2 separate regions of the Homo sapiens genome follow, and region 2 is linked to region 1. Evidence: read pairs that join two places in POLR2A ChIA-PET (ENCODE). Cell type or tissue: A673. All regions are shown on one strand. Links, peaks and the distances in the headings refer to the core of each region. The heading gives the core; the rest is flanking DNA. Region 1 overlaps GALNT7 (polypeptide N-acetylgalactosaminyltransferase 7). Region 2 has its middle 120 kb from the start of GALNT7.

Evidence for each region. Peaks named below come from ENCODE experiments on the same cell type or tissue, not always from the same donor. Only the 100,000 strongest peaks of a DNase experiment are listed, where the experiment ranks them.
Region 2: POLR2A ChIA-PET joins it to region 1 with 5 read pairs; 2 of 35 experiments call an interaction of 5 or more read pairs at or near these places.

The regions. Positions count from the first base shown.
Region 1 is chr4:173,179,470-173,190,543 of GRCh38, reverse strand. The region is part of intron 1 of GALNT7 (polypeptide N-acetylgalactosaminyltransferase 7); the gene reads right to left. Among named protein-coding and RNA genes, the nearest start is that of GALNT7-DT, 15 kb to the right of the region's middle. In A673, for the core only: no CTCF peak of the experiment used is centred there; a DNase peak (open chromatin) is centred at 4,213; H3K4me3 peaks cover 528 bases; H3K27ac peaks cover 1,775 bases.
Region 2 is chr4:173,044,841-173,055,914 of GRCh38, reverse strand. No RefSeq gene overlaps it. Among named protein-coding and RNA genes, the nearest start is that of GALNT7, 120 kb to the left of the region's middle. In A673, for the core only: no CTCF peak of the experiment used is centred there; a DNase peak (open chromatin) is centred at 4,104.

The DNA.
Region 1 (11,074 bases), core at 3,024-5,523:
ATACCAAGACCATGCTAACTGTGCTAGGCAAGGAAAAGGTGGAACTAATGAAAGTTAGCTACAAGTGACTTTTGACCCTTACTTATACAACTTTATCATTTAAAAAATTATACGGTATTACCTTGTAGCAAAGACTACGATTCCTCCCAATATCCTTTCTCCCTTTCTATCTCATTAGTTACCCACTCACTAAAACCATTTTTAGCTATGCACATGGCTACCTAGAATAAAGATACTGAAAGTGACACGTACAGGTGAAGAAGCAAATCCCTTCTGTTTCCTTCCTTCCTACTGCTGCAATGTGGACATGGTAGTAAAATCTCAGACCACGTAGATGAAAGCAACTCTCCAGGAATGACAGAGTAACAAGAGAGAAGGGCATGGATCCCTAACAGTACCATAAAAGACTATGAAGTCTAAAGCAACTCTCCAGGAATGACAGAGTAACAAGAGAGAAGGGGCATGGATCCCTAACAGTACCATAAAAGACTATGAAGTCTATTTTGCCATTATCAGTTTGGGTATTTATGTAAGAGAAAAAAAAAAAAACTAACATTTTGGATTGCTGTTATAGTAGCCAAATCTATATTTTAATTAACATAAACTTCAAATATTTACTATCCCTTAAAGTTCACACAGAGTCAACAGAATCAACTGAGAGTTGAATCTATTGTTCAGCCTTCATGTATTTCCATAAGATTGGGATAGTGGTAGAAATAATGTTTCCCAGCAGGTACCATTCAAAGACTTCCAGAGCCATTCATGAACACTGAATATGGAGTAAAAATGTTGAAGATAGATAATGTTAATTTTGTACACAGAATTCCCTCGGAGCAAGGGAAGAATATCCATGACTACTGCAGGGAGTTGCCAAAAGAAAAGGTGGTGTTTTCGGTGCATACTTTTATTAGACTAATTTAATTTTAAAGCACTTCATTCAATCTTGCCTATGCAGAAAAATTTATCCAACTAATAGACACAATATGGCTCTAGTGCTTGCAAAATGTTCTTGGAAGTATATTTGATTTGGAGGAACTATTTTGATATTTCCATGATATGAAATGAGTTTCCGATAACTGAAACATAATTCATACACTGGACATCTATTTCTGTATGAATAGAAATCTAATATGGGTTATACTTAAAACCATTTGACTCATAACTGGAGTCAAGGAACCACTTAACGTTGGGGTTTCCTGCATAAAAGAAATTCCTAAACATAAATACTTAGCAGATTCATCAGGCTCTGTGGCAATGTAGCAAGATGGAGGTGACTGCCAAGCAGGGGTTGTTCTAGGAAACCTATTTTAACTATCAGTAGAATTTTTAATTGTGAAATACACTGTAAACAGAAATCTTTTTTGATAAATAACCGCAAGATCAGTGAGAGGTGTTCAGATGGAAAACAATATGGGGAGCATAAGTGCTGATATGAGTGTAAGATGATCACATGAGCACCTCAAGTTTGAGGATTGAGAATGAACTGCAGGTCTCAACCGGGGTTCAAGACCAGGGAGACGAAGAGTATTTGTAAACCAAACAAAAACCACTGGAACACTTTAACCTCTCCCTCGAGGGCAGTAAGGCCAGGGGCTACTCAGCAGCGGACAGGGGAATAATATAAAGTAGGGTGTGTCTGCTTTTGAGGAGTTTAGGAACCAACTGGGGAAACAGCCACGTGCTAAAGAGCATTACCATCAATCATAATCAGGAACTTTGCTGAGGTCAGATATATCGGTATGGACTCAAGTGGTCAGGAAAATCTTCAGAGAACAGGTAGATCCTGAACTGATCTTGAAGGATGGTAAGATTTACACAGCTGGATGATACCATGCTGCACATGAACATGAAAGGAAGGCCTCAAGGCAGAATTCAGCGAGCAGAGGCAGCCAGATTCCTCCCCTGAAGACAGGTCCATCTGTCCACAGCGCTTTCTCTTCTCTCAGGACACTAAAGTTCTTTAAAGAAAACTGGATGTTCTTTAAAAACTGGATCAGTGACCAGGTCAGTTTGTGAAAGATATGCTAAAATGCTGAAGTTTCTTTTCTATAGTACTTTTCAAAGCTTTTAACGTACCAATGTATGCCGTGAAATCTCTGAGGGGGTGATACAATATGCAACACTTATCAACCTTACTGGCCCAAAACCCCTGTTTAAAGTAATGCCTGATAATACACCTTGGTTCATAGAACACAGTTCAGAAAGTGCTACTTGGTGGTACTGAATCCCACCTGAAAAGGTAGGCTCTGCAGTCAGCCTAGGTTTGAACTCTAGTTGTTACCTAGAAGACCAAGTGACCTTGGGCAAGGTAATTTAACTTCTCTAAGCCACAAATTTCCTCAACTGTAAAATGTCAGAAGATTAAATTAAGAATGTAAACATACCTAAGAGTTCAGTATAAGTTACTTATTAGTATTTGATGCTCAATTTTCAGACTAGAATTTTGGCTCCCCACATGGGTGAGGAGTGACTGTGCTGACCTGTTGTATTAGTATATAAGTATAAATAAATGCATAATGTCTGTATGTATTTAAGATGCAAAGACATAGAAAAGAAGAGCCCTATCACCTCAGAGTGAAATAAGTGTAGTCCAACTATGCAATGACTAAAAGAAAAGGTATTTGTTTTAATTTTTACATATTCATAATATGAAGGAAAATGAGAAAATCCTGGAGTGGCTGAGTTGCATCAGGAGAAAGAAAAGAGAAATTATGCTTCACGACACACAGACTATAGGAGTAAGACTAATAAACAAAATTAAGAAACCAATATTTTTATTAAACCTCATATTTAACCCCATGGCACTGACTTAAATTTCTTAATACTAACTCACTAGGCAGAAGTTTAAAAGCCTTAGAGTGCTTTAAAGTCCACAACTTTAAGTTATGAACTATGTTGGGGTAAAGAACAGGGAAGAGATAGTGAAACAAGTAACTGCCACAAAATAGTTGCTCTTCTAGTGATGGCTTCTGTTTCTCTTCATTTAATTGCTGGTTTTGCCAGAAAGCACTCCAAGTTTCAGCAATCTTAATAGACCATCTTATAAAATTCAAAATCATGCCTTGGTTTTTTTCAAGGGCAGGTGAAAAAATTTTGCAAATGTGGTGTATATGACAATTTCAGATCTGTAATTCCCAGTACACAGGTTTTTTTTTTTTTTCTAATGTCCTCTTTCCTCAAACCATCTCAATACTAAAATGACCAGATGGTTAAAAAAAATTACAAATCTATACATATCCTAACAACAATTAAAATATTTCTACAGTGAAATTAAAAAAGCAATCCACAGAGTTTATTTATACTGTGGACTATGTCTATGTATAGTACATATATTTAGGCAAGAAATACACCAATAGCTAATGATAATTATCTTTGGATAGGATGGGTTGTAGATAATTTTGTTTCTTACTTGCTTTAACTTTGTAATATTTTCTACAATGAACATACATTCTTTTTTTCTTAATGTAAATGTATTTTAAAAGTAAGTAGGCCGGGTGCGGTGGCTCACACCTGTAATTCCAGCACTTTGGGCGGCCGAGGCGGGTGGATCACGAGGTCAGGAGATCGAGACCATCCTGGCCAACATCCGTCTCTACTAAAAATATTAAAAAATTAGCTGGGCATGGTGGTATGCACCTGTAATGCCAGCTACTCGTGAGAGTAAGGCAGGAGACCCAGGGAGTTGGAGGTTGCAGTGAGCCAAGATTGCACCACAGCACTCCAGCCTGGTGACAGAGCAAGACTCCATCTCAAAAAAAAAAAAGTAAGTAAACAATAATATTTTCCTCTTTCCCCATTTGAGAACACTGTTCATTTAAGGATATAACTTTTAAGGCAAAAGTCTAAAAGTCCAGGAGAAAAGACAATATTCAGCCCTCCTTCACTTACAATTCAAAATAATGAATTCATAATAAGTTTGCAGAACTTAAGTATTTTCATTTTTAAAGCACTCTTGAAACTATGTACAAATTATGGTGCTCATCCAAGAAGAAGGAACAGAAGGAAGGAAAAACAGTATGTATAAAAGTGCAAGTTAAACCCAGCCATAGAAGCTCTGATAAACGTATCTAAAGGAAGCACAAGAACATTGCTATGAAGTTGATTTTATGTCTACTTTACAGATGAGGAAAAGGAAGCTCTCAGAAAGTAAATCACTCAGCGAAACTCACTAACGCTATTAACAGTGATTGCACCAGCATTTTAACCCATGTCAGAGTCCATGTGTACTTTTACTATATAATGATGTCAGCTTTTATTTTTAATCCGCCAGCTGCCACCTTGTCCTTGGGGAGCTATATGTTTCACAATAAGGAAAATTACACATCAATATAATTTCTCTAGAACATTTAGTATTCATAAGGATTAATGTTCATGGTTATCAACGCAATTTTTTTTTAAAATAGACCCACTCATCCTTCAGACTCCCCAACCCCATGACAAATGATTGGCTTAAGCCATGACCTTGTACTATATAGCAGGCCCCTCCTCCTTTTATGTGGCACATACTTATCTTCTTCCTACACCTTAAAGTTCACTCTCCTTGCCCTATGCCCAAGCTCTCATAAGGAATACCATAATCAAGTTGAATGTAATTTCCCTAGGAATCTTTCAAATTGATTAAGGATGTGTTTGAGTTTTTCAAAATCTCAGTGAGACAGTGACAAGAAAACATCACTAGGATAGCAGCTTATCCCAAAACCATAAGATTGCTAAATCTCTTGAACCTAAATAATGCTTATTTATCTCTTTCTTGACTAGCACACGGTTCATACAAACTGCAGACTCTAAGATGTATACAAGGAAATTAAAAAAACAAAACAAAACACACTTTCCCAGCAGCACAGATTTAACCCCCACTACTTCCTGGTAACTTGTTACAATACAGAGTTCTGAATTTAGTATTCCTAAACTGTAAGTCCTTTTTGCTTGTGCTAAATATCTACTACATTTTAATTCATTATACTGCCTAGGACAGGAAGCATTTAAGCAGTATTATAAAATAAGAAATGCAGTACCTGTATTATTTTAAGAGTAAGGGATTTCTCTCAATCAAGTATGATAGTAATTAAAACCCTAAATTATACTAGCTTCTTTTCCCCAAAAGGAATTTTTCCACTTTTTTTTTTTTTTGAGATTCATTGATCTTCTTCACTCCCAGTAGTAAGTTAAGCATCTAAGAGACACTGTCCTTTCAAGATTCCACATGCCACCCAGTGCACCATTTACTCTGTACATAACATGGGCTGTCCATGCTGCTACACACTTTCACGGAGTGGTGAAGAGAATTCAGTGAACCTGAGTCTTCTCTGGGCAAAGCAAAGGTGATTTCTGACTGATAACAAGCAAACTGAAACAGATCAAATTTCTCATGCATTTTGCTTCATGACAAACCTGTCAAAGCACGGTGATTTTTGTTTTGCTTTTTTACTTTTTTGGTTGTCAGTCAGCTGTTACCAATGTATTTTTTAACGTACACATGTAAAATCCTAAATAAAGACAAACAGGAATATCAGTACTGGTCCATGGATTTAAGAAATTAGGTAAATTAATATGTATCTAAATGGATAGTACCAGAAATAAATCAGGAACCTGACTTAAGAAGGCACTGTATATGTTCTGATCTTTTTTACCACTTAAATATGGTTATCATGTAAAACTGTGGCAAGTGGCCCAATGCTCATAGACAGCTGACAAGAAGTAATGGGGATGGAGTGAAGCAGATTGAAACATCAGTGTTCAACTTTCATAATATTAATATTTCAAAGTACCGAAAACCCTCTCCTAAATCAGTTTTTTTTTTACATTATCAGGAAGTTGTTCCATATAGTAATTTAAATTTGATTTGATTTTCATCACTGCATATATAAGGCAATTTTAAATTAAGCCCACTTCTCCCCCTCCCCCTCCCCCTCCCTCTCCCTCTCCCTGGTCTCCCTCTGATGCCGAGCTCCCTCTCCCTGGTCTCCCTCTGATGCCGAGCCGAGGCTGGACTGTACTGCCGCCATCTCGACCCACTGCAATCTCCCTGCCTGATTCTCCTGCCTCAGCCTGCCGAGTGCCTGGGATTGCAGGCGGGCGCCACCATGCCTGACTGGTTTTCATATTTCTTGGTGGAGACGGGGTTTCGCCGTGTTGGTCGGGCTGGTCTCCAGCTCCTGACCGCGAGTGATCTGCCAGCCTCAGCCTCCCTAGGTGCAGGGATTGCAGACGGAGTCTCGCTCACTCAGTGCTCAATGTTGCCCAGGCTGGAGTGCAGTGGCGTGATCTCGGCTCGCTACAACCTCCACCTCCCAGCCGCCTGCCTTGGCCTCCCAAAGTGCCGAGATTGCAGCCTCTGCCCGGCCGCCACCCCGTCTAGGAAGTGAGGAGCGTCTCTGCCTGGCCGCCCATCGTCTGGGATGTGAGGAGCCCCTCTGCCCCGCCGCCCAGTCTGGGAAGTGAGGAGAGCCTCTTCCCGACCCTCATCCTGTCTAGGAAGTGAGGAGCGTCTCTGCCCGGCCGCCCATCGTCTGGAATGTGGGGAGCGCCTCTGCCCCACCGACCCGTCTGAGATGTGAAGAGCGCCTCTGCCCGGCCGCGACCCCGTCTGGGAGGTGAGGAGCGTCTCTGCCTGGCCGCCCCGTCTGAGAAGTGAGGAGCCCCTCCACCCGGCAGCCGCCCCGTCTGGGAAGTGATGAGCGTCTCCGCCCGGCAGCCGCCCCGTCTGGGAGGTGGGGGACAGTCCCCGCCCGGCCAGCCGCGCCGTCAGGGAGGTGGGGGGCAGTCCCTGCCAGGCCAGCCGCCCCGTCCGGGAGGTGGGGGGCAGACCCCGCCCGGCCGCCGCCCCGTCTGGGAGGTGGGGGGGCGCTTCTGCCCGGCCGCCCCGTCTGGGAGGTGTACCCAACAGCTCATTGAGAACGGGCCATGATGACGATGGCGGTTTTGTCGAATAGAAAAGGGGGAAATGTGGGGAAAAGAAAGAGAGATCAGATTGTTACTGTGTCTGTGTAGAAAGAAGTAGACATAGGAGACTCCATTTTGTTCTGTACTAAGAAAAATTCTTCTGCCTTGGGGAAAAAAAAAAAATTAAGCCCACGTCAACCCAGGAAAATTTGCAGTCCTTTGACAGAAAGGAGCCTTGTGCCAGAAAACCCAATCCCTAATCTTTCTCCCATTCCTGCTCAATCACTGATCTTTACATTTCATCATTCATCCCTCTCAAGACCTGTGGTATTTCAAAGGATATAACAGCCTATTAATGCAGCTTTAAAAAAAAAAAAAAAGTGCAGCGTGTGAGAGGAATAGTGGGAGGGGGTGCACAGAGATGACACAGAGAACACATTTTTTTTAAGTTCCATTATCTCTAATTTTAGAAATGAAATTTTATTTTCTCATTATCACTGGCTCAAGAGTTAAAGGTTCGGTTACCTTTTACCTTTAATTAAAAAGTATCAGGTACACAGAGAAAAAGCAGTGTGTGTGTGTGTGTGTGTGTGTGTGTGTGTGTGTGTGTGTGTGTGTTTATGTGTGTGGATTATGAGTAACCTGCTAGCCTCACCATTCAAAGGTTTGGTTATCTTTAATTTAAAAGTATCAGGTACATAGAGAAAAAGCAGAGTGTGTGTGTGTGTGTGTGTGTATTATGAGTAACCTGCTAGCCTCATCATTCAAAGGTTTGGTTATCTTTAATTTAAAAGAATCAGGTACATAGAGAAAAAGCTGTGTGTGTGTGTGTGTGTGTGTGTGTATTATGAGTAACCTACTAGCCTCATCATTCAGAGGCAACACGCTGTTGTGTCTGTGTGTGTGTGTGTGTGTGTGTGTGTATTAAGAGTAACCTGCTAGCCTCATCATTCGGGGCAACACGCTGTGTGTGTGTGTGTGTGTGTGTGTGTGTGTGTGTATTATGAGTAACCTGCTTGCCTCATCATTCAGAGGCAACACGCTGTGTGCCCACATGGCAAGTTTACTTTTTCTAGCTACCTGCAGTCAATAAAATATACAACTGACATTTTTTATCCTTAAAATAATCATTCTTACTTTTAGCACCCACTGGAACCCAAAAGAAACTGACCAATGAATCACTCAAATTCCAGGCCTCATAATCAGAGAAAGGAATCCACTGTTCCAAGGGAGAAAAAAATAGATTGTAGTTATTTTTAAAAAGAATTAAAGGAATAGTAGGAAAAGTATCTCAATTCACCAGAAAACAAAAATACTGAACAAATGTATATTACTTTTGCTCTTACCTTAAGTTTTCTAATTTTCTATATTTAAAAAAGCATCTATTCCTTAACTGACACTTACAACTTCCTTTTAGTTATTCTTTCTGCATTTATAAATGCAGAATCATAAATCATTACACAAGACATGTTATTTTTAAACATAAGTACCTGTCACTTAAGCTAAAGAAGTAGTTGCAAATAAGAATAAATGTTTCAAGCCATTCATTTATCTTTAGGAAGTGATTTTTGCCAACATATAAGAAAGATTTTAACATTTACTTTTATCTTACTGTTACCAGTTAACAGAGCGGTGGTCAAGGATGATAACTGCTTCTTACAAAACATGATTTTACCACTGTGAAACTATTAGACTCTCTGGCTGTGATTCACTTTCCATTTAGTCATAGTGTATAGGCTGATCAAACAAGAGTGGCTGTACTCTTCTTGCAGTCATAATTAATGGAAAGTAAGACGAAGCCGCATTCATTAAAACCTTCCTCAGATTTTCAAATAGGACACTGGGAAAAATAATATGAGAATGACCATACAGTATATATGTATTTTGACCAATACTTGGATGATACCGGCAGTTCCTTTCTCAGGCTAAGCAAACAGCAGGACCTGGGAAAAGCCATGGTATTTTCAGCTTTATTATGTCTGTAGGTGATTCCACTCTTCAAAATTTTCAAAGTTAACAACTGTGCTTTCACGTACCCTACATTTATTTTAAAATAGAAGTGTTACATGTGCCATGATTTAGAGTCTAAATGTTAGCTATAAGAAGAGGAATAGAGTTATCTTAATTTCATACAGAAAATGTATTTCTTTAAAATACCAAGGTATTTAAAAATCATCCTTTCTTAGTATATTTTTAGAATAGAGAATTTTAGAAAATTATTTACTAAAGTATTTTTTTCTCTACTACCATGATCTCCCTGGACTGTAAGCAAATTTATTTTCACTGATCACTAAAAGGGAAACATTCTCCAGCCTCTTTGACGAACACTGGACTTAGAATTTCCTCTGAGGCCATCACACAGGGAGCAACAGTTAACGAAACTGCAGGCCTGTATATCCCCATTCCAGCAATCTTCTGCTTAAATGTTCAAATATAATTATATATTTTAAGTGATAAAAATTTCCAATCTTGACAGTAATCTTTTAGTTTAAGAACATCTACCACAGTAGAAAAATCTGCATGTGTAAAGTAATAAAATTTCAGTCATTTCTATTCCATTACTCTAAAAAGCACTTTGTAGTCATTTATTCTGTACCATAATTGAGAGCTTATTTGCCAAAAATCTAATGGATTTTTAAAATTCATTTTAAATCATCCTGGCAAGAACTAGCAGATTTTTGAACAGGGGTGTTTAAACACTTCCTTTCAAACGAAGATGTAAAACTCTGCAAACAGACTGTAAAGGCACAGCACACCTTGCTGTATTTGAGATTAAAAGATTAAATCTGTTGGATTAGGCAATAAGAAACACAATGATCAAATTGTCTAATAAAAATTGCATGGCAAAATACTGAACTGCCAGAAGAAAACTACCAGGAGAAGGGTAAAGATTTAAGTCTTCTCAAGTAAGCACAATCAAAACCTATATCCAATGAGACAAACATTTTAGAAAATACCTAAGACAAGTTTTGAAATGGCTATGCAAAGTATACCTTTGACTTCCAGGTACACAGGCTTTCATTAACAAAGAACTGGGCAGGTGCAGTGGCTCACGCCTGTAATCCCAGCACTTTGGGAAACCAAGGCAGGCGGATCACCTGAGGTCAGAAGTTCGAGACCAGTCTGGCCAACATGGTGAAACCCCATCTCTACTAAAAATACAAAAATTAGCTGGGCATGGTTGTGGGCGCCTGTAATCCCAGCTACTCAGGAGGCTGAGGCAGGAGAATTGCTTGAACCTGGGAAGCAGAGGTTGCAGTGAGTCGAGATTGTGCCATTGCACTCCGGCCTGCATGACAACAGTGTAACTCCATCTCAAAAAAAAAAAAAAAAAAGGAACTCCAATATGATGAAATATATTGCATGGTAAATTTTTCTAGGCAAATAATTTCTTTTACAAATATGTGTTTTTCATAAGAGCATTAAACAATCAAGCAAAAAAAAAACTTAATTGACTTAACGTAATTAGACTGTTCCTGTCATTTTTAAAATGTTTATATAAATGACCATAACCTATAAATCTAAACAGATTTGGAATCTTCCTATAATGATGCTATTTTCACATTTTCCATTTCTAAATATCATTACTCAGATATCTTTTATATATCCTGGCAAAATGACACTTGCATGACTCACTTAAGTATACTGATAGTTTTAATTTATGCTAGGGTTGTAAGGGAACTATTTTTGCGATAATAAATGTTAATAAAAAGTATATAAAATATTTACTTCATATCTACAGAATAAAAAATTTGAAGTACAGCAGTAAGTACTGACAAGAACTTCTAGAGAACTTCACGCATCATGACTTAAGGACTTCTTTTTTGCAATGTACAACTGTACCTTACTGTTCTTTTGTTTTGTTTTGTTTTCTATTTAGGCTTTCTAAGGAATATATTTTTTAAAAACCAAATTCTCACAGATGCATAAAGATACTACATTGATGTTGTCATGATATCACTTCTCTACAAGTATTAATTCTTAAAATTCTGTGAAATGGTTCAAAGGGGTCTCTTCATACTACATTAGGAATTGAAACTATTGTTTTACTTTAATAACTAGAATCAATGGGTTGGTTTTAAATCAAGGGTTCCACTTGTAGAAGGAGTTGGGCATTTGCACAGTTGAAAAAGCTACTTGCAAACCTTGCTCACATTAAAGAATATCTTATCAGGTTTGGTTTGTTTGTTTT
Region 2 (11,074 bases), core at 3,138-5,637, 130 kb after region 1:
ATTCTCTCAGTAATCTTCAGTCATCTATTAAAAAACAATAGTAAAGGGAGAGTAAGATTACTATGAATGACTTTCCTTTATACATGATATCTGGCTGTGGTTTTTCAATTGGGAAACAGATTTTCAGCCTTCTGGCAAGGTTTACTGAGTATACATTTGACTATTTTTCTCCCTGAATTTTATTATGTAAAAAGCTTCATAGGAGAAAGCTTTGCCATGAAGCTGTATTGCAGGTTTTTGTAAACTTGCATGGTTAGTGTCAACCAATAAACGTTTGATGAATGAATGAGCCAATATCTTATGCAATTAATAATGTTGGCCATCTCATTTTTTACGGAGTGTACTGTTTGTTCAGTCCAACATTGCCAATAATTACTCTTACCCTAGCCCTCCAAGTGAGGGAAAATATGCTCCATGTTCTCCAGATTGAATTCTCATAGCTTAACATGGACACCCTTTTTGACTTTATTATTACTACAAAATCACATAGTCTTCTACTTGTAAGGAACAATGTACAGTGCAATGTAGGAATAAATACCCTCAATTATAGAAATTAGGTTACTTACCCCTGATTATATAGCCAATTAGAACAAAGCTTAACTTCTGTAAAATTAGAGTTGATGACCTTAGGAATTAGAAACAAAAACAAAAACCAGCTTTGTTAAGATGTATGGTAAGCCTTGTTCTTTTGTGGTGATTTAGAATAAGAAGAATTGGCCAAATGCAATGTACCTTGAAGAAGTTTAAGAATATTAATTCACATCAAGTCAAAATCGTCACCATTATGAAAGTAATTACAACAACCACTGCTTTTGCTTATTTTCCATTTATGCGATTCAGCAGTACAAGCAAAATGAGGTAAAGTTATAGGTCAAGAACAGTCAGCCTTCTTCAGTTATTTCTGAAGCCTTTTATGATTGTGTTATAGCCCAATGTTCACCTTAGACTTGTCTCCTTTCTCAGTTTCATGCATTTCTTGTTGCTTAGTTTTAGAAATCATTTCACTCTGGAAAGCTTTCAGATCACAGATTCCTGCTCATAAGTGGATAAATGTGAGTATACTGGGAAATCATACACAGCTTCCACTGTTTTTTCTCTCTCCGCGATTCTGGTGCTCCAGGCTCCTTTGGAAAGGGTTAGAGCTTGTTCCATTAGCAGTGAAGAGTCCTAAAACTATTATACAATGGGTCCCTCTGCCTTAGCTTTATTGAGGTCTAAGCCATTAAGATGAATGTCTACCACGAATGACTCATGTAATATATTAATATCTATACTTGCCATTTCCATCAATGGAAGCTCCATAGATAATTTGTATTCTTCTCAGCTTGTATTGGATCTTTTTTATTTTTCTCAAATGTTGATAATCCTTAGTGAATGCCATTACCATACTCATTTTGAATGGGGTAAAAACATCAGTGTGAGCTGGGAAAGAGGAGAGCAGTCTTTTATAATCTTCTTCCAATGGGGGAACTACATGGGAGTTAAAGCAGCTTAGAGTCATTAAAGGTCCATTGTAAATAAGATTTGTGCTCTTTGACAGAGATTTTTTTTTCCTGCCCACTGCCCAATGGGGTATATTTTCCTCATGCCTCAATTTTTTCCTTGGAGCAGCAATTATAAAACAATGCATCATATCAATCAAAATATTCAGTTAAGATACATTCCTTATGATTTTGAGTGAAGACTTTCATTTACTCTCGGTTACTTTTCTTCCTCTCTCATTCTCCCTCTCTTCTTATTTTATCTATCTCTTTCTCTCTCTGCTTTTCATTTTCTAGGTTGAATTATGGGAAATATTGAAAGTAGTGCGTTGAAGTAGGCATTATTCCTGCTATCCATTCATGCATCCAACAAAAAATGTTAAGCATCTAATATATACATATTTTAGATTAACTGATATCTCTTTACAGGTCTATTGCTGGAATAACATTTAGGAACTTTATATTTGTTTTTGTTTGTTTATTTTCATTGTTTTGCTATACACCAGATGAGTCATTGTCTCTTTATTATGGCTGGGGCTGCAATATAGCTTGTCAAGAACAAACTCTGTAGAAAATAGCTTCATTTCATAGCAGCTTTTCCCCAATTTCATTTGTCTCAGGATGCAGTAAAATTGAACAAACACAGCTCGTCCTACATTCTGAAGATGGGGCACATTTATCAGGTAAGTCTATCAGACATTATTACCACATTTGATAGAGGAATTACCCCTGGTGCAATACAAAGCCAAGGAAGTAAATTAGCAATAAAAAGCTAATATCTTTTTCACTGCTTTGTTTTATTGCTAAATTCCCTGACAGCAGTCTCCTTCCAAAATCCTCATTCATCAAGTGAAACACAATTTTATTGGCAATATACATAAAGCAAATTACAAAATAACAATTTTAATATTGTGGAAGGTGTTTGACAATTCAATTGTTTTGTGAATTCTACTTTCACTTTTTCTTTACTTTTTAATTAAGTGTATATAGTTGCATATCAAAACAGAGTAGAAGACTGTATTTCCTTTGTAAAGCACCTTGTTTATATGTTTTTTATTTATATACTCTAAATTAAGCTGGTTATTATGATGTTATTTTGATACATGATTGATGAATACAGGTTGTAGGGACATTTTCAAGCAGTGAATAGCCTAGATATTATAATCTAGCTATAACAGCACGCAAACAATTTTATTTTAGATAAAGCTTCATGCTCGAACTTAAAAACAGTAAAATAGAACCACGTTGCCTAAATTATTTCAAAGGATTTTTCGTTTTCTTTTCTTTTCTTTTTTTTTGAGACAGAATTTCACTCTTGTTGCCCAGGCTGGAGTGCAATGGTTTGATCTCAACTCACTGCAACCTCTGCCTCCAGGGTTCAAGTGATTCTCCTGCCTTAGCCTCCCAACTAGGTGGGATTACAGGTGCCCGCTACCATGCCTGGGCTAATTTTTGTATTTTTAGTAGAGACGGAATTTCACCATGTTGGCCAGGCTGGTCTCGAACATGACCTCAGGTGATCTGCCTGCCTTGGCCTCCCAAAGTACTGGGATTACAGGCATAAGCCACCATGCCTGGCCTAGGACTTTTCAATAAGTAATCCAAGTACTCAAACCCAAACCTACTTTGTGAACCCCTACATGTTGACTGTGGGTTCTATTTTAATATTTCATATTGTCCATGAGTATTTTGTTCAATGTCTTTAAGAAGAAAATCGGTCCTTATTTTCATCTGCTTTTCCTCTGTAATTGCAAGTAACACCTCATTTCACTCTAAAAAATTATCTGGTTGCACAATAAATAATATGGCCACCCTACCTAAGAAGCACTTTGCTAGATTATAGGCTGCTGGAGGACAGGGTTTCATTAAATAGTAAACTCTTTCATTTACATTTTGCTTTGCAAGTTATGAAGCAATTTCATGTTTATTATCGTATTTCACACAATCCTAAGAAAGTCTAAAGGGATTGAGGATTTGTCCAATTTCAAATGTGAAAGAAAGACTGTAGCAGTCGTTTTTTGACAACTAACCAGACATTTTTCCCTAGCTGCATATACTTTTTAGTCTAATGCAAAAACTCACTCTTGTGAGTTCAACAAACATTTATTGAAATAAATCTAGAGAGAATGTTGCACCCTCAGAGCAAAAGACCAAGCTGCTGACGTTGCCTGAAACAGTTATCCTAGTTTGGGAGAAGAGACACACAAAGTACGATATGAGGGAAGACTGGAGATTTTCCCGTTCTAACATTTCTCTTTACTCCAACAAGAAAGATCCTTTGATTTTCCTACCAAAGGATTTTCACTCATCTGATGTTTTAACTTTCTTGGAGGAAGTTTACTCGGGGTTGATGGAAATAGAAAAGAATTTTTTAAAACAGAAAGAATAATTTCTCAAAGAGCTTTGCATCTTGGCCAGCGGCTTAGCTCTGGTAGCAGATAGTGGAACGTGTGTTGCTTTGCTCCATAGCGGAAATATTCACCAACATTTTTAGAAACTGCCACTGAAGCTGCAGCTCATTTTCTCTGTAGACTTTCTCCCTGGCCATTTTAAACCGTCACTGCCTCAACCTCATAGGCGATTTTCTGGCAGACGACTGATGTCTGAGGAATGTAGAAACAAGGTCATTAGCTTTCCTCCAGTTAAGTCCTTCCTGTCGTTCACAATAAAAGAACCTCAACTCCAGACGCTTTTTCAAGCAGAGGCATTTATTGTCCAGATGAATTGTCCCAAAGATTGTTTTATTTTAAACATTTCAATGGCTGACTCTGCAGAGTTATTTAATACTTGTTTGAGCTCCTTTATATACATATATATATATCCTTGTCTTCCAACTGAAGGCAGTTTTGGAGAATGTACATGTTTCTGACCCTAACCATTTGCTAGCGGGTAGACATTAATGAGAAGCGGCTCCTTGCTTCAAATGCAGCATTTCTTTTGTGAGATTATTTCTTTGACATCTCAGTCACTCTGACACTTCCCTGCTGCTTCCTCTAGGACATTAAAAAAATTGTCTTAAGCAATAAAGCATGGCTGTTTCTTTCTCTCTCCCAATCCCACCCATAGACACTTTCCCACCTCCTTTCATCCATTCTTTACTAGAATAGGGAGTGTTGGACAGGCCCTCAATACTCCCTTTATCTTTAACAAAAACTGAAAGTCCTGATCATCTAATTTTATCCTTTTGATTTGAGATGCACTGTCTAGGTTTTGACCCTAATAGGATATCTTGCATCTGCTGCATTTTTTTTTTCACCATAAAATCTGAACACATGGCTTGGATTATTGGTGCAAAACCACACTATAAATTCCATAACAAACAATTTTCTGGGTGGTAGAGATTTGAATAGCAAACATCAGTAAAGTGAAACACCCTTTCCCATACATTCTCTTTCATGCATCCTTAGTATACACAAAAATAACAGAAAAATATTTGGAAAAAAATAATGTGGAGGATTTACTGTGTGTGCCATTAGAGGCTGAAATTTAAATAAACTGAAAAGAAAAAAATTAAATTACCTTTTGTTTCTGAAGACAGAGGATGAGGTAGAAATGACCATTAAAGAAGGTCTTAGTGTTTATTTTCAATGAAAAGAAAGTTACAAATCTGAGAGAACCACAGTTAAAACAGCAGAAATTCTAAGCTTTTCCTTACCTTCTGCAACTTTTTTCTAACAAAGTTAGTGAACTGAGTTGAGCATAGTGAGATATTGTTACACTTAAAAGACTTTTAATTAAACTTGTAGCATTTTTTCAAAGATGGGGGGAACCATAGCTCAACTGTATTTACACAATGTATTTGAAATTATCTTGGCTGGTTATTTGCCATCAGAAATTAATGTTTCCTTTCCCAAGACAAAACTTGAGAAAAAGCATGGTTTGGGGGCAGAAGGACTAATACACTGAAAAACAATATTGAGTAAATCAGTTCACCATGCTATGCCTTCTTTTGATTTTCAGTTCTATTCTACAGTAGAATGAAGTTCACTAGGAATTTAGAGAAAGGGACAATAATATCAGATTATTAATGTGAGACTCAATACCAGGCACTTCAAGTAGGGGTCTTGATGTATTTGTTATACTTTAATTGAGAAATTTAAGTGATTGAAAAGATATTTACTGTGATACCATAATACTGCCTATTCTTGGTCTTCAAATTCTGTGATCCTGCTTTAAAGAATTTATAGGAGAAACTTTCTTCCAGCTATAAATATTTATTGGATTAAATTAACGCTTGTTTGAATTTTGAGTGTGTTGGGGTTTTATCATTTCCAATAGATGCCTCTTAAATATAACTAAGGCTTTCTAAACACATGTAACATTAACAAAATTATCTTTAAGAAGATATTTTCGAAGTGGTGAGACCATTGGTCTGAACCAATAGCTTTCAAAATGTGGACTCCAAATGTGGTCCAAATGTGGACCATCGGCATCAGCATCATCTAGCAACATGTTGGAAATGTAAATTCTTGAGCCTCATTTCCATCACTAAGGGGTGGCCCAGCAATCTGTGTTTTAACATTACCTCCAGGTGTTTAAACACTAAGGTTCAATGATCACTGACCTAACAAAAGCCAGAGGATTTTTGAAATAAAATGTTCTTAGGCATGTTTCTCTCAATGCAAATTTATAATAGCTTCGGATTACAACTGATCATTCTTCCAGACATCTGCAGTGTTTATTTGTGAACAACCATGTCAGAGAATTAACTTGGATTTGCTAGTGGTAGGAAATTAGGAACTGGGGCACAAAGCAATTATTTATCTCTTTGATAATAGAATTTTCTGTATCTAGTGGCCTAACCCAGAAATTCTGATATAGTAGATTTGGGGTAAGACCTGGTGCTATATTCTAAATGTTTGTGTCCCTACCCCCCAAATTTATATATTGAAATCCTGACCTCCACAGTGATGGTATTAGGAGGGAGACCTTTTAGGAAGTGATGAGGTCATGAAGGCAGAGCTTTCATAATTGGGATTAGTGCCCTTAAGAAAGAGGCCCCTGAGAGCTCCCTTGCCCCTTTCACTATGTGAGGCCACAGTGAGAAGATGTGATCTTTATTTAAACCAGAAACTGGGGCCTCAGCAGACACTGAATCTGCCTGCTCCTCCATCTTGGACTTCCCAGCCTCCAGAACTGTAAGAAATACATTCCTATTATCTGTAAGTTACCCAGTGTATGATATTTTGTTAAAGCAGCCCAAACGGACCAAAATGCCTAGTAATACACATGTTTAACTTGTACCCTCAGAAGAGAAAAACTGCCAGAGAGAATTCACATCAGTGCAGACCGAGAGTCTCAGATGGCTAAGAGATGTGCCTGACAACTTTTCAGAAATAAGACTATTAAAAGAAGGTCAGCTTGGAGTCTTACTGCGAAGTGAGTGCAAATTCTTTGCTTAATGACTGTTTTCCTCTCCCTGAGGACTGAACCCATTGATAATTACCAAGAACACAGTATTTGCTTTTGGATTTGTCATCTAGAGCTATGCAAATAGCTTTAATAGATCACTTCTTTTCTTAAAAGTACCTTAGAAATCTCATTAAGAAGGACTAATCCTGGATTCAGTTCTTACTTTAATAAGCTTGTGGGAAAATCAACAAAAACACACAGGTACAGAGAAGAACAAACATAATTAAGGGGTTAAAAACAGAAGTCCCTAAGGAATGAGTGATCTTGCTATTTTGAGGTACCTCCATACAACTCATATGGGCTTTGCTCTGGGTGAATGACCCTGTAGTGAGGTATAAACTACCATGGAGAATGGAAGGAACAGAGGTCTACATATTAGAAGGCCTGAATCTATCTAGTCCTGATTCTGCTGTTAACTTGCTAGCCCCTTGCAAGCCCCTTAACTCTGAGTCCTTCAGTTTTTTTCATGAGGATTATAATATTATCTACACCAGAGATTGTTATAAGTGTGGAGTGAGATAATACATATAAAATTGCTTAGAAAAACAAAAGCAATAATGCAAATAGCATGTCCACCCATCATCTATCTACCATCTATCTATCTATCTATCTATCTATCATCTATCTATCTACACCTTACCATAATATTGAGAATTAATAGTGTGGTTAATAGGCCATGTTGGCGATCTACTGTTTTGAGCTTGAAAAAATATAAAATGACTGCATTGATTTCAAATAAATTTTTTAAATTATGAAAAAATCATTTAAATTAGACTTCATTCAGCAAAGAGATTTAGGTGGATATAGAACTCTTGATTACAAAGCTTTCATTAAGTAACTTGTAAAGACCCGTGTGAATGCAATACACAGTCATCAAGAAGCTGATTTTGGTCTGGTCCTGTTTGAAGGGAAGGAATAAGTCGAGTTGATTTCTTGTAGACTGTAAGCCTTAATAAGCAAAATACATTTTCTTTCCTACAGGAATTATAAACAGGCACGTGGATTATAAATAGGGTGAGTATTTAATTCGTTACTGAAACTAGAACACTTTTAAGAGTAAAAGGGGCCAGGCATGGTGGTGCGCACCTGTAACCCCAGCACTTTGGGAAGCCAAGGCGAGAAGATCACCCGAGCCCTGGAGTTTGAGGTTGCAGTGAACTAAGATTGCACCACTGCACTCCAGCCTGGGCGACAGAGCAAGACCCTGTCTCTAAAAAATAAAAACAGGCTGGCATGCAGTGACTCAGGTCTGTAATCCCAGCACTTTGGGAGGCCAAGGTAGGTGGATCACTTGGGGTCAGGAATTCGAGACTAGCCTGGTCAACATGGTGAGACCATGTCTCTACTAAAAATATAAAAATTAGTGAAGTGTGGTGGCACATGCCTGTAATTCCAGCTACTCGGGAGGCTGAGGCACAAGAATTGCTTGAACCTGGGAGGCAGAGGCTGCAGTCAGCCAAGATTGCACCACTTCTCTCCAGCCTGCGTGACAGAGCAAGACTCCCTCTCAAAAATAATAAAAGTAAAAATTTAAAAAAACAGTAAAAGGGGCATTATTAAAAATCACACAGGACAAAAATCATACGCATAAAGTAACATAGGTAAACCCAGCACCTAAGCTGTTTAGTTATGAATAGCCCCCTCAAGGTGAGTAAAGTCAGAATAAACTCATCGACAAAAAGATTCTGAAATATAACCAGCCTTTCTGTACTGAGGTCAGTTGGAGAACCACGTTGAAATGAGCAAAGAAGGACAGCAGAGGCCTGTGGAAAGCCCAGGAAGCTATTGTGCTTTGGGAAGAAGCAGGCAACTTCAGGCAGCAGGGATGGAAGAAATGTTTCCAGGTTTCTCTGAAGTGAAGCATCAAACATGTGCCTGAGCTGTTGTCTGCCAAGAGGCTGCAGTACCAGACACACCAGTCTGGTATGTCAAGCTCAGAGATGAGTGACTATGAATAAAAGCTTCAGGTCAATGTCAAGTCTACCAAATAGAGTTGCAAACAGCTCCCAGTTCTGCAAGCAAAGGCTATAGACATAAATCAAAGAGCAATCTTCCAATGTCGGCAGTGTGGGAAAGACTGGCCACTTGTCACGCTTCAGTGTCCTCGGCCACCGTTTCACACATGGAGAGTAATTACAGTTGGTGGTGTCATCTGAGAGGAATGATGGCAGGAGCAGGACTGGTCGATGAGGTGAAGGGAGAGAATGAAGCATGCCCCATGTTGAGAGATACAATTTACTTATCTCCATTTATATGTACTCCCAGAATCATAGGGAATCACTTAAAAATATTTTCCCTTTGAGGCATTCTTTCTCATGATTTATAAGAAATGCTTTATTTCCAGCATATCTCCAGCATGTGTTTATGGAAGCGCGTTGCAGCCTCATAATCCTGCCAGGGTAACAAGCCTAAAGACATTTTACTAAATGAGTTTTTAGGGATAAATCAATGTTCACAATGTCATATTGTTAGGATGATTCTAAATTCTGAAAAAATATAACCTAGCACTCTTCTTCAGGGGAGGGTCAGGTGAACTGCCTAGTTCTGGGGGAGATTCTGCAGTAAGACAAGAAGTCAAAGGCACATCTGGCATAGCCTTATCATCAACTTTCTTCTGAGTCCTTAGGTGTGTGATATCCTGGGCCAAGAATGTCCCACAGTGGCAGGTGTGGCCCTCTATGACTGCTGGATAGCCAGCTTTGTAATCAAAGTGTGATTGAATTTTTTTTTTTTTTTTTAAAGACAGGATCTCACTGTCACCTAGGCTGGAGTGCAGTGGTGCGATCATGGCTCACTGCAGCCTCAACCTCCTGGGCTCAAGTGATCCTCCCGCCTCAGCCTCCCCAGTAGCTGGGATTATAGGCATGTGTTATGACACCCAGCTAATTTTTTTTATTTTTTGTAGAGGCGAGGTTTCATTATGTTGCCCAGGCTGATCTTGAACTCCTGGGCTCAAGTGATCCTCCCACCTTGGCTTCCCACAGTGCTGGGATTATAGGTGTGAGCCACTGCGCCTGGGGCGCTAACTCTTTTGATAGGTCAGCCATAAACTTCATAGAGCTTATTTTTCCAAGAAAGCATTCTTTTTTACTATTTCCTTATGGAGATATTTATAAAAAGATAGAAATAAAAGTTTTTCATCTGAGAGGAAGAAGCACAAAATATTAATAGGTATTTACTTATTTATATTTGGCTTCTTTTAAAACATTGCTCCTAAAGGAAATGATGTCAAGTGTTGGCATGGGTTTCATGTTTTCCAAGAAACATGAGAAGAACGGGCCTAACACACTCTTTCATTGCTTGTAGGTCCATTTTCATTTTCTGTTATTCATTTATTGCATAAAGTTTTAGGTTATCAATTCATAAAGCAATTCTGGAACTTGCATTACTCCCTGAAGCTTCTGATATAGTGAATACTTTTAAAAACAGTTATGTGATCATATTAATGTTTTTAAGTAAATACCAGTGGACATAGAAGCCAATACATTGCTATTGCCAGGGTATTAATCCAGCCTTGAAAAAAGTGTAAGTCCTATGTTTAGTTCATGATTGCTTTAAAGCACAGCTTTTTCTTTGTAAATACATAAAAAAGATTTTAAAAATTAATTATTCTGGCAAAACCATGTCTTATGATGGAGAAGTAGCAATTTCCAAGGCCAGATTATGATTTTTCCTCCCATTCTGATAAAAGGGTAGGTCAGTACTCTACTGTCCAATTTATTTTTATTTATTATTATTATTTTTTTGAGACAGAGTCTTGCTCTGTCGCCAGGCTGGAATGCAGTGGCACGATCTCGGCTCACTGCAACCTCTGCCTCCTGGGTTCAAATGATTCTCCTGCTTCAGCCTCCCTAGTAGCTGGGACTACAGGTGCACACCACCATGCCCAGCTAATTTTTGTATTTTTAGTAGAGACGGGGTTTCACCATGTTGGCCAGGATGGCCTCGATCTCTTGACCTCGTGATCCGCCCGCCTCGGCCTCCCAAAGTGCTGAGATTACAAGTGTGACCCATGTGCCTGGCCTACTGTCCAATTTTCAAATCATGTTATTTCCAGGAAAGAGAGTCTTTCTGAGGATTGTTCAGTCCCCTTTGTTAAATAAACATACCAACATACATAGTTTTCTACTTTTCAGCATGGTAGTAGCGGTGCTTTGGGTAGACAGAGTCTTAACCTTCAG